Regions from separate parts of the Mus musculus genome. Here region 2 is linked to region 1. The links are chromatin loops, found by intact Hi-C in ENCODE. Cell type or tissue: left cerebral cortex. All regions are shown on one strand. Each heading gives the region's core, and the rest is flanking DNA. Links, peaks and the distances in the headings are about the cores only.

Region 1 (10,048 bases), core at 1,139-9,138:
AGGTTTGGAGGGCTCCCTGCTTTCCCCTTGTGGGCTCACATGGGAGGGAAGGAAAGCAGAGCTTGCTTTTCTGTCCTATCTGCTCTTCTGTGTTCTTAGTGTTGGCCTCATTATGCCAGTGGAAAGGAACTCATTCCAAGCTTAACCTTGGAAACCAGGAAATGAGGCTTTGATGGGGAATAATGCTGTATTTTACAGATACTATCTAATTTAGCCACCATAAAAACTTGAGAAGTGGAGTTTATTATCTGCATTGAAGTAAACAAAGCTTAATGACACTAAGCAATATGCCTAAAGTCATGTAGCCAATATAGAGTGGCCAACCCCCAGCTGATCCCCCCCCCCCCATGCTCTTGCTAATTGCCTATTAACCAGGCCCAGCAGAGCTTCTGTAGCCTGGTGGATTAGCAGGTCTCTGAGGTTAAAGGCAATTTAACCCCACCCCACGCCCAGCCCACTAGAATAAATTCCCAATCATTAAACACACCATGTGCCCTCTGGCAAACCATTATGTTCTTTTGAGAACTAGCCACCTGCTTGAGTTACCCAGTGGCCATCTGGGAAGGCTAAGACACTATACTTCAGGCAACTGAGTGATCTGAAAGATCTGCTCTTAACCATCTCTCTAACCGCCAGGAATTGTATTGCCATACTCAGTGAGGAAGCATTCATTGGAACTGATATCAAAACACATGCACTCAACTATTTTTGGTTTGCTTGTTTTGTTGTTTGTTTGTGATAGAGTCTTCCTTTGGAAGCCAGTGTAGCTTGGGTCTCCGTATGCTGGCCTCAAAGGTGCGGTCTTTCCACCTTAGCCTGTAGAGTAGCAGGAGTTAGAGCACACACTCACGTCAGGCTCACCAGAATGCCACTACTGAACTGCATTATCTGCCTTATCTTTCATTCACTAGTAAGGTAACCAAAGTGAGTAGGAATTAGTGGTCCAGGTCTTAGGCAGGAGGATAGCAAGTTCAAGGCCCGCCTAGGATACAGAGTAAGTTCAAGAATGGTAAACTTAATGAAACCCTGTTCTCCTCCCCAAAACAAAGAAAAAGGGGGCCAAGGTTCTGAATCAGTAGTAGAGGGCTTGAATATCTGTGTCCTCCAAAAGGTGGTCAGAGAGGAGAAACCTCCCCCCCCCCGTTAGAAATGTGTTTGGCCAAAATATGAAATTATTGATGGAAATGAAGCTGGGACAGAAACCAGGACCTGAATTTACTCTGATAATTTTTCTTTTTCCTGAAACACTGCAGCACACCATGAGATATAAACCTGGCTGTATTCTACACAAGTCATTCTTGGCTTAGAATCCCCAAACTCTGCTTTCTTACAATTCATTAGATTGCTTTTCTTTTCTTTCCTTTTTTTCTCTTCTCTTCTCTTCTCTTCTCTTCTCTTCTCTTCTCTTCTCTTCTCTTCTCTTCTCTTCTCTTCTCCTCTCCTCTCCTCTCCTCTCCTCTCCTCTCCTCTCCTCTCCTCTCCTCTCCTCTCTTCTCTTCTCTTCTCTCTTCTTTTCTTTCTTTCTTCCCTTCTTTCTTTTATCCTTCCTTCCTTCCTTTCTTTCTTTCTTTCTCTCTCTCTCTTTTCCTTCCTTCCTTCCTTTCTTCCTTCCTTTCTTCCTTCCTTCCTTTCTTTCTTTCTTTCTTTCTTTCTTTCTTTCTTTCTTTCTTTCTTTCTTTCTTTCTTTCTCCCTTTCTTTCTTTTACAAGAAAGCGGGAACAGTAGGTCACAGGAGTTAGCATAGAGTGAGCACCTCAGTTACAGCCTGGTTGGAATCCTGGGGCTGCCAGTGACTGGATTTTTGCTTTTGGACACAGTGCTCCCTGTTGTGCCCAGCTATATTCTAGAAATGAGCATTTCAATCTAATGCACAGAGCTGGAAGCCTGCTCACCCAGTGCAGTGCAAACACACATCTCAGGTACACAGATGACCACTGCTCTCTGTTTCTTAGGTGAGGTCAGTTCACCATTTTGACTTTCTTCTAAGAAGTAAATAGAGGTGTGGACTCAATAAAAGTTAACAAAATTAAATGCCTTGTCTTAAATTTGGGGACAATAAGAGGAATTGGTTAAAAGGAAATCTGGGGTTGGTGTCAGCTTTATATGGCCACATTTTCTGTGGTCAGAATGGGGAGGGTCAGGATTATAGATACTAAAGATTAGAAGACATATTTCTTGCCCTTAAACAGTGTACAGTCAAGTGGAAAGTCTGAGATGTGCTCACAAAACAAAGCAATTCAGTGCTGAAATATGGTATCAGAAAGAAAGAAAGAAAGAAAGAAAGAAAGAAAGAAAGAAAGAAAGAGAGAAAGAAAGAGAGAGAGAAAGAGAGAGAAAGAAAAAGAGAGAAAGAGAGAAAGAAAGAGAGAGAGAACGAGAGAAAGAGAGAAAGAAAGAGAGAGAGAAAGAAAGAAAGAAAGAAAGAAAGAAAGAAAGAAAGAAAGAAAGGAAAGAAGGAAGAAAGAAAGAAAGGAAAGAATTGTTGCAAGCCAGGAGAAGGCATGTGAAGGCAGAAAGTAGGGAGTAGACGGTGTTACTGCACCTGAGTTAAAGAAGGAGAATCTAAGGTCACAGAGCAGGCACGAGAGAGTGCTACTCGGAGGGGAAGACTTCAGTAGACTGTGTCTGGGAGACTAATGGGATGCTGGCAGTGTAAAAAGAGAAGAAGGAAGACAGAAACTTTAGCTAAAGGACATATGAACGTGTTTGATACCATGTTGGGCATTGTGCAATCTACCCACTGCCCAGTGTATGTAAAGTTCTGAATTAGTTGACCTCATATGACAAAATACAAAAAATCCACATTTCTAAATTGGGTCGTTTTTCACGTGAAGATATTTTGGTGCTCTGTCTTAATTCTTTCTTTCTGAGTGAGGGTCTTCCTACACAGTCCAGGTTAGCCTGAATTGAAGTCAGCCTGTGATAGCCTCCCAAAGGCTGGGATTACAGCTGTGAGCCACCATCTCTGTTGTACAGTTTTTAAGACTATCTTAAGTCCATGGATAAACTGTTCTTAGTGTTTGACCTATCTTACACTGTCCAGCTAAGACACAGAGAAACATGTCAGAGCTAACTCAAGAAATGGAGAGGTGGGAAGGTTATAAAATGTTGAATTTTTTATCTGACAAGTTTGCCCAATCATCACTTATTCAACTTGGGTATTCTGTGAAAAGTTTTTTTCAGTTTATGCCATGTGAATTCAAGACATTAAGTAATATAAACAAGATTAAAATGAGTAAAAAAAAAATCCCTTCTTGCTTGAAAAAAATCCTGAAGGATTTTTAAAAGAATGTGACTTGAGTTTTGAAAACTGCTGTTGAAATGTGGCTGCATAGTTGTTCCAGGAGTTATTTATAGCCAGAGAGCATAAAAGTTGACAATGACGGACAAGCAAAATGTCTCTGTGTGTGGAGGCTGCGGTCGTATTGAGAATAAGAATTTGAAACACACGCCTTTCTCATTTAAGCTGTCATTGTCCCCCCACATGATTCCAGGGAGCTCGGCATTACTGAACAGTCTCTCGCTCTGTGCCAATACCAGACCGTGACAGACCCTTCTCCATCTAGTGTGACGTGCTGTAAAGATGCCGAGTGTGGGGGAAAGGGAGACACGTTACTTGTAGAATACACGTGCGATTTAGCAGAAACCGTGTCAGGGAAGAGCAGTCCTCCTGACTAAAGGAAACAGAGCTGAAGACAGCAGTGCTCTCTTGGGTGGACACCAGTGCTTGTCTTTTAATGGAAGGCCAGCTTCAGCTCACATGGGAACTCCACAGCCAAAACATCTCACACATGATGGCGCTGAGAATGTCCACACTGGACACACTCAGAAGCTCCTATGGGTGTGCTCCTGAGGGCACAGAAGGCTGAGCCAGGAGAGGTGGCAGCAGGAATCTGTAACTCCAGTGCCAAAGGATTGAGGCAGGGGGAATCAAGAGTTCAAGAAAAGTCTGGCCATATACCAAGACCTGTCTCAAAAAAATTAAAAACAAACAAAAAATAAAACAAATGTGAAAGACTGATTGATATCCAGTCAACTTGTACCCAGACTATAATAATGCTAAAGCCCTGGGTTAGAGATAACGAAAACTAAACATTCATCTACCTTGGTATATTGTTTCTCTGTGGAAAACAATACATTATTTATAGTTTGGTTTTCACTTTAGCCTGCAGGAAGCTCAGAGCTGAGTTCTAGTTTTTCTCTTGATCTAGATCTCCCTTCATTTGTATTTTCTTTTTTTAATAAGATCTATTCATTTATTATTTTATGTGTGAATGGAATGTATGTATGTGTACCACATGCATGAAGGTGTTCATGAAGGCCAGGAGAGGGCATTGGATCCCCTGGAACTGGAGTTACAGCTAGGAGCCAAACCTGGGTTCCCTGCAAAAGCAGCAAGAACAGCAAGTGCTCTCTCCAGCCCAAGTTGTGCTGAATTGCATGCATGCTAAATAACCACTTACAGGCAGGTGGGCTTCTCTTTTTCATCGCTGTATCCCCAAGGTGAGTTTGGTACACAGGAGGCAACAACAAACATTTGTAGAAATGAAGGAGAATGAAAAGAAAGTACAAAAACTTTTTTTTTTTTTTTTTTTTTTTTTTGCATCGCTCCAGGATTGCATAGCACCTCACGGACCACTCGGAGTTGCAGTCAATAGAGAGAAAAATGCTTTCGTGCAATTTTTCAACTCTGCTGCCACACAAACTGATTAAATTTTGTGTTTCACTGAGTTCATCCATTCTTGATTAATTGGGTAGTTTAGCATTTCCGGTTACATGTGCAGCTGGGAATTCCTCCAACTGCCATTCATTTTGCTCAAGACTTGAATCGTCAGTATTTTTTTCTGCTGAAATGGACCCACTGTTTCTCTTCAGCCAATCCAAACCAAGTATGGGCACCTCCCGGCATGGAGCAACCACTGAGTAACTTACAAAAGCCGCCCCGTTGGTTACTGTCATCACAAACGTGAGTCTATCCTGGTTCCTCATTTGTTATATTAACCAGATGGGTACATTCCATACATCAGTGAGCTCTGAAACAGCCCACGTGCAGACAGTAATAAAATAACTTGAGGGTCCAAATTCAAAGTAATACTTTTGTCCGGCTTCCAAGAAGACTTTAGTTTTGTAGAAGGAGATGTTACATTTAAAATCCATGCTACATCTCCCAATGAAACATCATAAAATGTACAGCAGATAACCCAAGGGAGAACTAGACAGCTACAATTCCTCCACAGCCTGCAATCAAATAATAAAGACTGAACAGGGTGCAGCTTATCTGGGCTGCAAGCCTCTGGGATGGTGCAAATGCATGCCAGATACTATGTTCTTAAATACACGCCTAAGATACTCCAGGAAAACAGAGGATTCAGCCCCATGCCCAGGAGGCCTGTAACCCTGACATCCTTCCCCCAAAATGGGGTCTTTACCAGCCAGTTGATTGTCCCCAGGCTGTTTGCTAATATATTGCACTTTATGTTTACAATTTCTCATATGCTGTGAATAATATGAAATGCACGTTACCTTCACCCGAAACACACTTTCCATATGTCAATCATCTCCCAGACTGAAATCTAACTTGCTTTGCAGCAGATGAGAACGTCTCACAGTCACAAAGAGGATGGTCTGATTGTCATAGCCAAGTGTTTACAAGCCTTAGGCAGACATTGCGCTCTCTTTAAGGCTATGCATGCATGCATGCACACGTGCAGGAGTGAGCATGTGTAAACTAATTTAACAACACAACGGTTACACATATGGTTTAGACTTTACAATAGAAAGTGGATGTCAAGCTGAGCTTATTGGCTTCTTCAAGTACAAGTTGCCATAGCACCACAGTGCCTTTACCCCATAAGTGACATTTCTCACAGCCTATAGCATCGTCCCTGACGGAGAAAGGCTCAGCATAGAGCAAATGACTAAGTGGTGCTGAGATCTGTAGACATCCAGGGCAGGGAAGCCTACATGCCAGGATCCAATCAGTGACCACACACGCAGATATATCATCTTCTGTCTGAAGCAAGCTCTGAAACCACTTGTACTGCGGGAGAATATTCTACTTCTTCTGTCAAGTTCGTCCTCAGCTCTGCAGCAGCCAAATCACACTCTCACCTACCTACTTGGCAGCTTCTAGCAAAGGCGAGAAGACTCAGAATGTGAAAACTGGCATTTTCCTCAAAACAAACAAACAGATAAGGAAATCAAGGGGCATTAGTAAAAATTAGGGATACACTACACCGATAAAAATTACTCAGATGCATGTTTATTCTTGGTCCCAACTGAAGCACAGACCATGGTGTCAGAAAGCTTAAAGAGAAGAAACCCACCCCCCCACCCCCCTGAGAGGAGCATCACTCACTTCAGCACAGAGTTTTTAAAATTAGGAAGTGGTTTTGGACATTGGCTTCCCTGTGAATAGAGAAGAGGGAAAAAAATCATGTCTCACTGTTTTGCAGGGGTGAAAAAAAAAACCATTGCCCTTTGTGTTATTGCCTAAGTAGAAATCATTATTGAGCATTAATACCTATATAAGCTCAAAAATACATCAGTGTTCCCAACCCCTGGGGCCTTTCATGGAAAGTTCATCTTTGTCAGAGTTACTGTATTTTTAGGAAGCACCCGAGACGCTGTAATTGATGAGAGTAAAGAGGGAGAAAATGCTTAGGTTGGGGATTCTGTTGCTGTTTTGTCTCTAAAGAGTGAGGGCCCAGTCTTAGCCCAGCAATGAGTGGCACTGTTGGGTGTGATAGGCCTAAGACAGTTCCTAGTTGCCCAGCTTCACCTTGCTCCACCCTAGGCCCACTCACCAGCTCCCCTTGTGCTAAGCTAACAAGCCAGTAGCTCCCTCACTCCCCAAATGCCCCAGATAGAGAGGTTTTACCACCTACATGAGCGTCAGTACTTTCATCCCAATGCCTGCAATGTGTTGAAAGCAAGGGTGCGTCACCTTCAGAGTGCTCCCCATAGACCAGCTCAGTTGGCACTCATGCCTTAGGGAGCATACGCCATTCCTGTGCTTGTGCTATGTGCTAGCTGTCTCCGGTCTGCGGATCTCCAGCCCCCACCTTACATACCCTCGGACTGCAGAGTGGATTCATCTCTTTTCCTTGAGGTTAAGCCCGTACTTGCCAGTATCAGTGCTTATTGAAACATGAATGAGGAACTAACTTGTAGATGCGGGAGAAACAGAAGAAAGACCACGAGCGAGGACACTAAACTGCAATTAGACAGGTACAGATGTCTGCATAAAGCCACATTTCATGTTAACAGCGTTTCCACGATCAAATCTTTAATATACTGACTGCCAAAGAAATAGAAGTGGCCCAAGTCACCTTAGAGAGAAATATTTGCTATCACTAAAAATAAACCTTTTATTTCTGAATAATTTTAGATTCCCCTCCTGTAACGTTAGACACCTTAGATAACCAAGTCTCACATATCACAACTTTAAAAAATGATATTGGCTTCTCATTTATTATTATTTTTTAATTTAATTTAATTTAATTTTTATTTTATGCACATTGGTGATTTGACTGCACATGTGTCTGTGTGAGGGTATCAGAGTCCCTAGGACAGGAGTTACAGTTGTGAGCTGCCACATGGGTGCTGGGAATTGAATCTAGGTCTTTTGGAAGAGCAGCCAGTGCTCTTAACTGCTGAGCCATCTATCTCTCCAGCCCTGGATCCTCATTTTTAATAAAATCTCAAGCATTTATCAGATTTCACCAGTGTTCTCTGATTTCTTTTATAATCCCTGAGATTCAGGATAGCATTATTACTTTGAGTATATGCTTTTAAAACTCAAATACTAATAGATCCTGAATAAAGCTGCTCCAATCCAACATCTCAGCCATTTTTGCCATTTTGTCTCCTTCATTCCACGTGTGACAGACAGGCCAGGGAAGCCATCAAGTCAAGCGCTGCTTCAAACGCACCACAGCTATGAGTTGAGGTTAAGGCTAAGAATACTTCAATCAGGTCAGCGCACCATTTTTAATTAAAAGAAACTGAGACAGAGAAATAGCAAACTGGACCCAGCAATAAAGAGCATCATGCACTTGTGTTTCAGAGGGCTCATGGGTGGATCAAAAGTCCTCAAATCCTCCTCAAGGGGCTTTGGTGGTCTGGGTTAGAAACAAGGACTGCAGATGAGGAAGTAAAGACGGCACCTGCTGCTCCAGAAGCCCGAGCAAGGAAGGCATAGGGAGACAGGCACAAGGCACCAGGAGAGCCGCCTTTCAGCAAAGGACTTTTCCAGGCGCACCGGGCACTAACGGCAGAAAATAAGGTGCTCATTTGCTGCTGCTATCCATGTTCCAGGCCTTACAGGATAAAAAGTGATGTATTTAGGGCAAGGTGGTGAACTTGAGCACTTTGGGAAGTTTGAAAGCAGACACCATGGAGGGACCATTTTGAAGGCAAAGAGAAGTTGTGCTTTTTTTTTTTTTTTTTTTTTTTTTTTTTTTTTTGCCTGATGATAGAGAAGGGAGGTTTTAGTCTTGCTGCAACAGTCGGGATGGTTAAGGCCACTCAGAATACCTGAGCAGGCATTCTCAGGACAGGGCTGCTAAAATCGGCCTCCCAAGTACCTCCCTGGCACCCTTTAGCCTTGCTAGGTCGCAGGGATCAGCCACATGAAGGGATGCGGAAGACCCTGGGAACCAAGGAAGGAAGGGTTACAAGTGATGAAAGAGTTACAAAGATCACGGCACAGAAATCTGGGTCAACCCATGGGGAGACAGACAGTCAAGGGGAGATTTTCAAGGATAGCAGGCACAAGACCTATATGAGATCATGCCAGCCAAAATCCTATCCCCAAGGGGGAGGGGCTCAGGGAGACCCACCCTTATCTGAGGAGCCATTGGCAACTGATGGCTGCAGGGGGGGGGGGCGGGTGGGAGATGTCAGTATTGTTCAAGAATGTAGCCTCTGAGAGGCTACCCATGATCCAGGGTAGGTGGCTATACATCCATACACAGACAGGCAGCTCTCAGTGGACTTTGTGGGTTTAAAAATATGAACATGTGAAGTTGGGTAGGAATGACAGCGGGGGGGGGGGGTGGTGAAGGAAGAGGAGGAGGAGGAGAAGGAGAAGGAGAAGGAAGAGGAGGAGGAGGAGAAGGAAGAAGAAGAAGAAGAAGAAGAAGAAGAAGAAGAGGAGGAGGAGGAGGAGGAGGAGGAGGAGGAGGAGGAGGAAGAGGAAGAAGAGGAAGAAGAGGAAGAAGAGGAAGAAGAGGAAGAAGAGGAAGAAGAAATAATAATACAAGATGCTTGGTAGAAGTAAGGATGTTGCAAATGTGCTACAGTCCACAGGACAGGCCCAGAGGAAAAGGATCTGGCATGAAAAACCAAGAGTCCCAAAGTTCAGAGACTCTGGCACTTAAATGCCACCCTGTCTTAATGAGCAAGTTATTTGTTCAAAGTTAAGAGGAGTCATTTGGAAAGCTACTTATGCTGTCAGATTCGCAACAATCAGCTAACGGAACTCAGCTTGCCTTTGGCACAAACACGTCAATAAGAAGACAGGTTGAATGTGGATTCTCACCCACCGTCAGTCAACAGTCCTCAGATGTCCGGAATAGTGCCCCGTTGTGAAAGAATGAAGCCACACTGGATTAAAAGGTGACTTGCCCATTTGGAAGGCTTTAGCAAGACTGGCTGACTCTCTGTGGGATGTCCATCTGCTCTGGGGTCTAACTTTGAAGTTCCAAACGACCCCATGGTGAACTTGAGTCTAAAATGTATTGGCAATGGGCTAAAAAAGAATAAGTAGGTCAGAAGACTGATCAAAGCTCAGTCCGAGATAAGCACACAGTCGGAAGTCGTGAGGCAGAGTGAGGAGGCTGCGCTGGGATCTGAACCAAGCTCTGGTGTACTCTGCTTGCTCTTCTCGTCTACACGCATTGTGCACAACTCGGAAAGCATTCTGGGAGCTGACCGGGAGCTCCACCGTACCGCCATTGTACCTCCCCTTCTCAACATGGCAGAAACGAATGTTTGGAAACAAAACCCAGGATAGGCAGGGTAGGGAAATACAGGTGCTATAGTT
Region 2 (10,048 bases), core at 546-8,545, 61 kb after region 1:
CTCTGTACCACGTGAGTACCTGATACCTGCAAAGGCCATAAGAGAGTGTTAGATTTCCCTAGAACTGGAGTCAGAGACAGACATGAGCTACCATGTGAGTGCTGAATCAAACCCAGGTCCTCTGGAAGAGCAGCCAATGCTTTCAACCACTGAGCCATCTCTGCATGAAAAAAGGATTCTTCCTTCCTTCCTTCCTTCCTTCCTTCCTTCCTTCCTTCCTTCCTTCCTTCCTTCCTTCCTTTCCTTCTTTCCTTCCCTCTCCCTTTCTTTCTTTCTTTCTTTCTTTCTTTCTTTCTTTCTTTCTTTCTTTCTTTCTTTCTCCCTTTCTTTCTTTCTTTCTTTCTTTCTCCCTTTCTTTCTCTCTTTCTTTCTTTCTTTCTTTCTTTCTTTCTTTCTTTCTCCCTTTCTTTCTTTCTTTCTTTCTTTCTTTCTTTCTTTCTTTCTTTCTTTCTTTCTTTCTTTCTTTCTGTTTTCTTCTTTCTTTCTTCTTTCTTTCTTCTTTCTTCTCTCTCTCTCTCTCTCTCTCTCTCTCTCTCTCTCTCTCTCTCTCTCTCTCTCTCTCTCTCTCTTCCCTTGTTTGTTTGCTTGTTGGTTTATTTGAAAAGGCATCTTTCTATGTAGCCCTGGCTGTCCTGGAACTTACTATATAGACAGAGCTGGTCTTGAACTCACAGAGATTCACTTGCCTCTACATCCAGAATGCTGAGATTAAAGGCATGTGCTATCATGCCCAGCTTAGTTCTTTATATAAAAGTAAACAGCAGAAACTGATACCAGCATGCAGTTTATCATAAAGACCCTTATGGAAAAGACAGGTAATCTCCCTTGAGGCTAAACCCTCAGATGCTACAGAAAATGTAAAACCTAAGATCCAGGTTAAGGAGGGAATTAACTTCTGATCAGCAAAGGCTGTTCCCTGCTAGTAAGCAGTTGGATGATGCCCTACTTTGTCCAACCTTAGCATTCATAGTGACTCCACCCCTCATCCTGTGTTGAGACTTCATGGTGTTGCTGAGAAAAGGGAGAAGTTTTTCTTTCCCAAGAAGAATAAGCACAGAAGAAAGGCTGGGTTTGCTGTGCTGAAATACTGTAAGGTGGATTAAAAATGCAAAATTAGTTGCCTTTGTCGAGAGTGTCCTTCGGATAAATGTAGTACTGGAGATTTCATTGTCAGTCACTTTGACAGACAGCACTTGTGGCAAGTGTTGTCTGACTTAACTACTTCAACAAACCAGAAAACAGGTAATGGTTAACAAAAGACAGGAACTGAAAAAAATTAAAGAATAAACAAGTATATTCATTTAATGAGTATACAAATTTGATTTTGTCTTTAATAGATGGTGAAATTATATGTATAGCAAAGGAATTGCTTTAAGACATTCTGCATTTTTATCACATATGCATAATTATGTATGTGTGGACATATGGGGGCCGGCATAGGACAACTTTGTGGGACCTTTTCTCTCAGTCCACCATTATCTGGTTTATGAAGATTGAATTTAGATCATTAGGCTTGTACACCAAGCATTTTTACCTGCTGAGCCATTTTGCCAGCCCAAAACAACTGTTTGAAAATACATTTATGATTTATTATCAGTTAAGTTCTTAAATTGGGTATCTATTTTTGTGGATTTATATACCCAGGGTTGCATAAAAAATTCTCAAGCAAAAAGAGTTCATTGTAAGGTGGCTACTAAAATTGCTGTTTTCACAGCTCCTGTGGCTGGTACAAACATGCTAAAAGCATTAAAGTCTGCCTGGTTTTTAAGGATATAGCTCTGTAGAGTTTGCTGGGTCTAATCTTCAACTTAAGTCCACTGATACCTGAGTGAGATTATGATATATGATATGACTATTGTTTGAAAGGACAAATGGGAGAGGCAAGATGAGATGGAAAATGATAACCAGTGTAGTTTTATTCTCTATTTCCCTTCCAGTTGCTTACCCAGAGAAGCGATGTTAAAGAAGAGATGGAGAACAGAATGACAATGACTATTGACCCAGTACGAAGGTCATTGGAAAAGAAAGACAGAGGCAGAGGGAAACCTGTGGGCCCTTCACCTTATGATGGGTTTACATAGTCACTGCTGACTTTCTACTGAGTGTCGCACAGATCTAAGTTCCACAGAGTGATGTGGCATTTACTGAGGTCATACAACTGGAGTCATGGTATTATAAAACTCTGGACTCAGTCATGCTACACTGTGAACAAGATCCCTCAAAAGGCTTCTTTGCCAGAAGATGGACTTTCAGGAAGTGGCTGGATTCTGAGGACTCTTGTCTAACTAATGGAGCCTTGTCCTCATGGATTAATAATATAATGGTATTATCAAGAAGTGGTAAGAGGAAGGAATTTAGACCTAGTTGAAGGAAGTAGATCACAGAAACCATACCCTGGGCCCTTCCTGTCTTCCTTTTTCTCTGCCTCTTATCTAGCATGAGATGAAGATGTTCCTCTGCCATGCACTGCTGCCACAGTGACGTTCTACCCAAACACATGAGGCCAAGAACCCTCTGAAACCGTGAGCCAAGATAAACCCCTTGAGTTCTTCCCAGGAGCACTTGAGTCATTCAAGGCAAAAATAGCTTACCGTGAGCCACTGTAGTCTAAAGAGGAGAAAAGCTGTCAGGAGAGAACACAGAAGCACCTGGGCAGAGCTGATGGGATGACTGAGAGTCACGCTCTCATCTATCTATCACCCCAAAATGGAAAACAAACAGGGAAGTAGCAGGAGGGGCAAATTCATGGCCTCTGGTCAAATTTAAGGAATTTCTCTCTTAGCATCATCATAATTCAGTATGGAAAGCATTCCTATACATATTTTAGAATTTATAGGAATTTGATTGAAGGAAGGGTATGTACATCATTTACTTCTCAGACCCTGGCTTATTACCACAATAGCTCAGCTAAGTAAAACACCTACATGTCTCCGTGAGATCTCTCATACAAACCATAAGCACTTGATTTACTTCACTAGCCACAGATGCCAAAACCCCATCTTCAGACTCGGTTACAGACCAGTTTTCATACTCTAGAAATGGACAGTCAAGACTCTCTGCCCCAGAAGCATAAAGGCCTTGGTCTGCCTGCTTCCAAGAGAAATCCAAACCTAAGTATCTCTAGGACATTTTTCTGGAGGCCCTTAAACACATCACCCCTCCGTTTGAAGTTTATCTTCCTCGTTAAGAAGCGCAAGGACATATCTTCGCATAGAACAACTTTAAAATGGAATTCCTTCACTCTGTTGTCGAGTGTGGCTTTTCAACCCTCTTGGGTAGCTTTGTTCACATCCACGGCAGTTAATAATAATTTTCCTTCTCCAAACTTCTGTGCTAGAAATCTGCCGCTTAGTATAAACCATCAGTTAACAGAGCATGAAGCATATCTACATAGGAATGTGTGTGATGTATGAGACTGCACAGTACATATGCACATGTGGATGCACAGATGTTTAGACACACATAGTTATACAGCTTATTGAAAACAAATATCTTCAAAAATTAATATATAGTTATTCTTAGAATAGTATGCAGTACATAGACATTTAAACGCATGCATTCAAACAAAACATATACATTATAATTGGTACAATTTTCTCTCCCTTTATCTCTCATCACTATCTCTAATGGTATTGATAACCACTTTATGTTTTCTTTCAATATTTAAAGACTGTATTTTCCTGGGTAATAAGTGCTTTGAATTAAGACCCGATCATTTTTCTCTTGGAAAATGACCAAGTTTCTCTCTTTCAATGCTTTAAAATTTGGGCATTTGGAAATGGAAGAGCTGGGGAAAATGGAACCAACTAGTATGTATGGTTAGCCCTGGCTTCACTTTGCAAAATACTCTGAGCATCTAAATTTCTTTTAGGTCATTCGGAATTCTATATGGCTGTGCCGAGCACTCTCTGCACAGGCCGGTGTCAGTGTTAGTGTGCTTGATCTTTAGTCAGGTGAGGACAACACTTAACAGACCAGCATGTAACACACAGCAGCAGGCTGAAAACAATCTATTTGCAAGGATATATATGTCATGACGGCCAAAAGCAGCATGTTATAATAAGCATTGACTATCGGAGAGTAGTGGGTCTCGGGCAACTTTTTCTGCTTTTCAACTCTCCTTATTCATTTCTCTTTAAAAAACAAACAAAAAGTGTATTATTTGTATAATAAGCCACCAGGACCTGTATTAAGATATACTGGAGCAGTAAACATAGAGTGCTGGGTAACACTTACACAGAAGCCAATGGCAGCCTGTGTACACGACCCATTGTAAGTGGCCCAGGATCGGCATAGACACATCTTAGGTGCATACTGCATTATCTGTGTTAAGGTGACTCACAAAGTAATGTGGGCTGTGGACGTAGCTCAGTGTTAGAGCCCATGCCTAGAATGCACAAGTCCCTGGTTTTCATCTTCAGTAAAAAACAAAAGTGTGAAGTAATGTAGCAGTCTATGTGAACTCCCCTACGCTGATGAAAGAAAGGCCTGGCTGGGGGCCACTGAGTGACCTTTTTGTATTTTCTTATACTTAGAGATGGTCCTGGTCCTTTGCTACTTGTCTGGTAACCAAAACAGAAGTTAACAGACCTGTCCAAACAGACTCCTCAGGACTTAAAAATATGATACGTGTTTACTAAACCATTCTGGCAAGCTTCTTTGCCCTTTCTTACATGTGTAGTGAGAGACAGAGGCTACAGGCTTCAGGTTTCAAACTAGGGCCCTACAAGGATAACATCTATATTTATATCTATCTGTGGGTCAGACTCAAAAACAAAAACAAACAAAAAAACAAATGAACAACAACAACAACAACAAAATACCCCACCACAGTGCCTAAATCTCTCTTAGACCATGGAGCCAAGACATGCTGACAGTGTATATCAAGACTTTATTCTTAGCGTAAAACATCTGTCTGTAGGCAAGATGACCTGTTATAGTCTCACTGCGTGGACAGACTGACTAGTAGCATGTCTGATACGCTGAGCTCCATGCACCCCACAAGCTCTGCAGTAGTAGCACAGTGCCGTAGGGACTCCCCAGCCCCCCACCCAGAGAACACGCCGTTCTCAGCTCTTAGTGCCTGTCTATCCTCGGGTTGCAGCTGGTCGCCTCAGTGAAGCCTCTCCACACACCTATCCAGCAGACCTACTCCAAGAGCTCGGCTTCGATCTGGGCAAACCCCACACTTACAGCCATCAATGCATTGGCACTGAGAGAGACGGCTGGGGATGTGGCACTCCAGGTGTGGCTTTATCTGGCACTCCACCGGCTCAGCTATTTAGGCCTAGTCGTCTCCATTGGCTTGAAGCTCTGTTCACACCATCTCGGGTAACACATCACATTATTCTTCCTTATAAAAACAAATAAACTCGAATGAGCATTCAGGGTCAGGTCAGCCCTCCGAACATCTTCGTCTTCCCCTCTGCTTTATGTACCATGGTCCCCATCCCACCCCAAATCGCTCCTCACTTCTGCCCACCTCTGTGGATGTACACGGCCCCAGGAGCTCAGCCTGCTAGCCACCACTGAGTCACTAGGAACGCACCACTGCAGTACCTAACCCTACCCGCCATCGGCTCTAACCGGTAAGTCAGGCCAGGACACTCTTCATATCCCACCCTACAGGAAAACCTGCTGTCCTGAGAGGCTGGACCAAAAGGAAAGACAAATGTTTCTGTACTTAGAATGCTTCCCCTCTGACCTGGTGCATCTGAAATTTACACAGTTCTAGAGAAGAAGGGGCTGCTCACATTAGTTCCTAGGCGACTCTGCTCACATTAGTTCCTAGGCGACTCCGCTGCTTGCGGCAGCTGGCTTCTAAAAGCGTTTCTGGAAAGAGCGACAACAAACTCCGATCCACTTCAAAGCAACACTGACTTCCCAAGTTTAAAAATCATGGTCAGAAATAAAACTTACAACTCAACGAGGGATCAGACGTTTCATAACTGAGTGTGGAGGGAGACAGAGTGTAAGAAGATAGTCAGGCCTCCTGAAGAGCCCAGCTGTGAATAGCTGCTTGACTGAACTCCTAGAGTCTCTTCCATCCCTCAACCCTACCTGCCAGAGTAGGCCTTCGTGACTTCAAGCCCCAACAGCACAACTATGGCCCCTTGCAAAGAATTGACAGTCTGGTCACTTGAAGCACGCTGGGTGGAACACAGAACGAGTTTGCAGGAGAAGAGTTAGAGTTACAGCTAACACAGGCAGCAAGGGAAAATGGGAAGCCTTCTGAGACCCAAGGGTAGCTATCTTTCACGGACAGCAGTTATGATGCATACTGCTATACTGACATATGCCATAGGGTTCTTTTTTTTTTTCTGCTATAATCTGTTTATTGGGTGATTTAGCCAGAGACCCTTATATAACACATTTCTGTTTTGAATGTGGCAACACACACAGCATTATACTCATAAAATTCAGACGCCCCACAGCATGTCCCATGGGCAACCCCTCATCATCCTTCCTTGCAAGGTGTCTACGTAAGTGATGCAGAAACAGGTGCTGCCCCCAGCAAGAGTTAAAAAAAAAAAAAATGAAGCATCCAGCCGTCAGCTTTAACCTCTGTGTAAACTGTACAGCATACTATGCTACAAATTCGGGGATTGCAGAAAATCATCTCATCCTGATGGTGAAACATTGCAGGAGGCTGAGCTGTCAGGGGCCGGAGTCCAGTTTTCTAAGACCAAACACACATGAGTTCACTTCGGTCTCCCAGGGCAGAGTAGAGGGACACCACCTACCGCCTCTGCACTGGAGTATTGTGTGCGCGACCCTTTGCATCTCATTTCCTTAACAAAGAAGCAGCAGAAAGCACACTGTTTGTCTGGCCAGTAAGCACATAATAACAGCTATAGCTGAGGACCTTCCATTTATGCTAGCTCAACAAACAATGTTATTATATAAAGAACGAGTCTTTCCCGTGAACCCCGCTACTGGAAAAAACAGCACTTTCTGCATAGTTTAAGCCAGTCTACAAGGGGCAGTTACCCATCATGAATCAACCCTGGCCCTGGTCACAGAGAAATCCCAACAACCTATTCTCTTAGATGCCTTTGCTATCAAGTTAATTGCCCTTTTGCTTGACAATAAATGATTTCAGTTAGCTACACACTACACAGAGCATACACAGCTGCCAGCAAGCACCCCAATGCTGTTGGCTTTCAGCTCCATGTTTCCTGCGTTGCCTAAGAAATAGGAGGGGGGAGTGGGAGGAGGAAGAGGAGGAGAGAGGGAACCGGCTATCTATGAAATACTTACAGCCTCCGAGTCTTCAACTCCATGCAGGTACAAATTGTCATACATGGAGGTGTAATAATCCACAGCACCTCTTTTAAGGCAAAAACAAAATTGCTGCAGAAACCACAGCTAGAGCTTAAAAGAAAAAATAATAATAATAAAAGGCCTCTTTGGAAGAGCTGCGCTGCCTTATCAATTCCTGTGGATTTACCAGGCAAGATGTTATTCGTTCACATCATACAGGGCGAGGTTATCCCCAGAGACATGCAGACCTGGCATTTTATCTGCCTCTCCAATACAGAGCATAAAAAGCAAAAGCCTTCCTCAAGCACAGACTGGTGACAGAGCTAGGAAAGCGGCCTCTGATTGGCTCAGCTCCCCTGCTTCAGTCAGCTGAAGAGCGTTCCCTGAGAGAGTGGAGGGTGACTCTGAGCATCCTACCCAGCACAGAGATGCTTCCTGTTTCTCACGCATTGCTAGCTCTACAACGAACACTTAGCAGTAGCCAAAAGGCTGTTTCAATGTTTAGGAAGGAGGGCTATCAGATACTCGAATTACAGCCATTCATCCTCTTTGTTAAATGCACAGTTGGAGGAGGGAGCAAAAGAGAGGTTTTATTTTTTGAGTATTTCATAAAGACAGGCATAGGCAGACACCGATCTCCATCCAACATCTGTACTTTGCAGAGGTGACTTAAGTTAAGGGACACTAAGTCATAGAGAAAATTTTAATCTAAATGAAGGAAAGTAGATAAAATACCAGATGGTAAGGTTTGTGGCATTTGTATAGGAAAAGTTTTCCATATTTTCACCAGTGTCTCTCTCTGCCTTACTGGCAAGATAACACTCTTGTGCCACTAGTGAAGTCTGTAGAGGTAGCCAAAACCTCTCAACTTTTAGGTGCAGAATTGAACATTCTTTTAGTTCAATTTATTTAAAATTCCTCTTAAGTAACAGACTATGCTTCTGCGAGACTCCTCCCTCTGCTTCTTATACCACTATTTCCCGTATCTCTAATAATCCCGAACACTGCTGCTCCTTCCCCACAAGTCACACAGGAAGGTCTCACCCCAACCCTCTGTTCCCACACCATCCTCACGCTGATGGAGGACAAATTCTATAATGGGGTCACCTGAGATAGAGTTCCCCCACTTACCTATGGCTGTCTGCTCACCAGTAATAGATTGCAGCCTGACCCAGGAAAACCTACAGCCCACACTAAAAAGAATCCAGCTAAAATTGGAAAGAAATTGGTAAGGGGCAAATAGCATCATCTTGAGAAACTGTATGAATCATGGGGTAAGAAATAACCCAGCAACGCCGTATCAGCTTTGCCACTAACTTACCAGCTGACCTAGGCCAGTCAGGCACTGCCTCTGCGGGCTTCAGACTCTGAGGGAAGAAATAACTCGGAGAAAGAACTTTGCAGCTCCGAAGTGAGACATAAACACTTACCAGCAACAACCCTGCTTTGTCAGCCAGAAGTCATTGGCTGTAGCTCACAGGACCTCAGCAAGGAGTCACCGGCCCAGACCTGAGAAAGGAGGCCATTCCTCCAGTCAGTCTGAAAGGCCTAAGTCCAGAGCAGCAAACCAAGTCATCAAAAGTAACCCAAGAGCTACCAGAGCTGAGAGCAGCTGACATCCCTTCTTCCACGTCTATGATGGTCCAACCACTGCTGGCTTTCAGTCACGTTTGCATCTCTCAATACCTAATCCCTTTCAAATCTAGAAGATGGCAAGGTGACCTCCAGACTGGGTCCTCCAGACTCCCTAGATGACAAACTCACACAGGATAGCTATCATCTTTGAGTCTGTGCCTACCCAGGAATATGTCTGACTCAGAATCACAAGCCAATAAGGAACTCCAGCGAAGACAAGGTTTTTTTTTTTTCCTCAAATTCTCCAGGATAGTTTTTTTACTTTACTATTGCAACTGAGAGTATAGCTGTTTCCTGATTATTTTTAAACAAGAGTCCATTAAAAAGAGAAAAAAGAAGTGGTCTGTTTTCAGAATTGACCAAAATGGGTGAAACACTCCCTGCTGAGAAATCCTGCAAGACTCAACTGCCCCCCTTCATCTAGCACTATCTGCTAATGCTAACACCAGGCCTAAGAGGTGGGTTGTCCAGAGCAGGAGCTTGCATCACGAGTATCTCATACAACAGTCTGCCATCTGACTCAGGCTAGCTTGCGGGTCCAGAGGTCCAGAGTCAAGAGCAGCAGTTGTGTTATTCCTTGCAAACCCATACTCTTCTTGCTCAGGAAGGGCAGGAGTGACAGTGGCAGGAGAAGGCTGCCTCTGCCTGCTTCCCAGGAATCAGAGAAATATGTCTGACTCAGAATCACAAGCCAATAAGGGACCCCAGAAGTCATTCAATCCAGACATTTAAAAAAATAAATTGATTTCTTCAAAGCCTCCTCTTCCCCCTCCTCCTCCTTTATCTCCTCCTCCCCTCTCCTCCCCTCCCCTCCCCTTCCCTCCCCTCTCCAATTCTATGTGTATATGTGATATATATTCTTGTATATGAATGTGTGTATGCATGCTGAACCCAGAGTTCAGAAGAACCTTGGTGAGGGACTTGTTTCTGGGACTCTTGGGCATCAACAGAAAAAGGAACTTAGAACTCTAGAAGGACGCGGGAACTGGCCATCTCTGTCCCCGAATGCTCTGCCTGGCTTGGAAGTTCTGAAAGGTCCCTCAAAGCCTCCTGTTTCACACCGTCTCAAGTCCCCAGCTTTCGATAAAGGAGTCCCATGGCTCCATCAGGTTCAAATTCCAAAAGCCAAAGTTTAAGAGTATATCCCCCA

What was found. Peaks named below come from ENCODE experiments on the same cell type or tissue, not always from the same donor. Only the 100,000 strongest peaks of a DNase experiment are listed, where the experiment ranks them.
Region 2: a loop joins it to region 1, with 3 times the contacts of the local background. A loop is called at or near these places in 3 of 42 quality-filtered maps.

Annotation. Positions count from the first base shown.
Region 1 is chr2:52,489,615-52,499,662 of GRCm38, forward strand. The region is part of intron 2 of Cacnb4 (calcium channel, voltage-dependent, beta 4 subunit); the gene reads right to left. Among named protein-coding and RNA genes, the nearest start is that of A430018G15Rik, 70 kb to the left of the region's middle. In left cerebral cortex, for the core only: a CTCF peak has its summit at 4,292 (motif pointing right); DNase peaks (open chromatin) are centred at 3,549 and 5,969; H3K27ac peaks cover 258 bases.
Region 2 is chr2:52,551,009-52,561,056 of GRCm38, forward strand. All of the region lies in intron 2 of Cacnb4 (calcium channel, voltage-dependent, beta 4 subunit), which reads right to left. Among named protein-coding and RNA genes, the nearest start is that of Cacnb4, 120 kb to the right of the region's middle. In left cerebral cortex, for the core only: no CTCF peak of the experiment used is centred there; DNase peaks (open chromatin) are centred at 5,266, 5,853, 7,032 and 7,615; H3K4me3 peaks cover 3,217 bases; H3K27ac peaks cover 2,144 bases.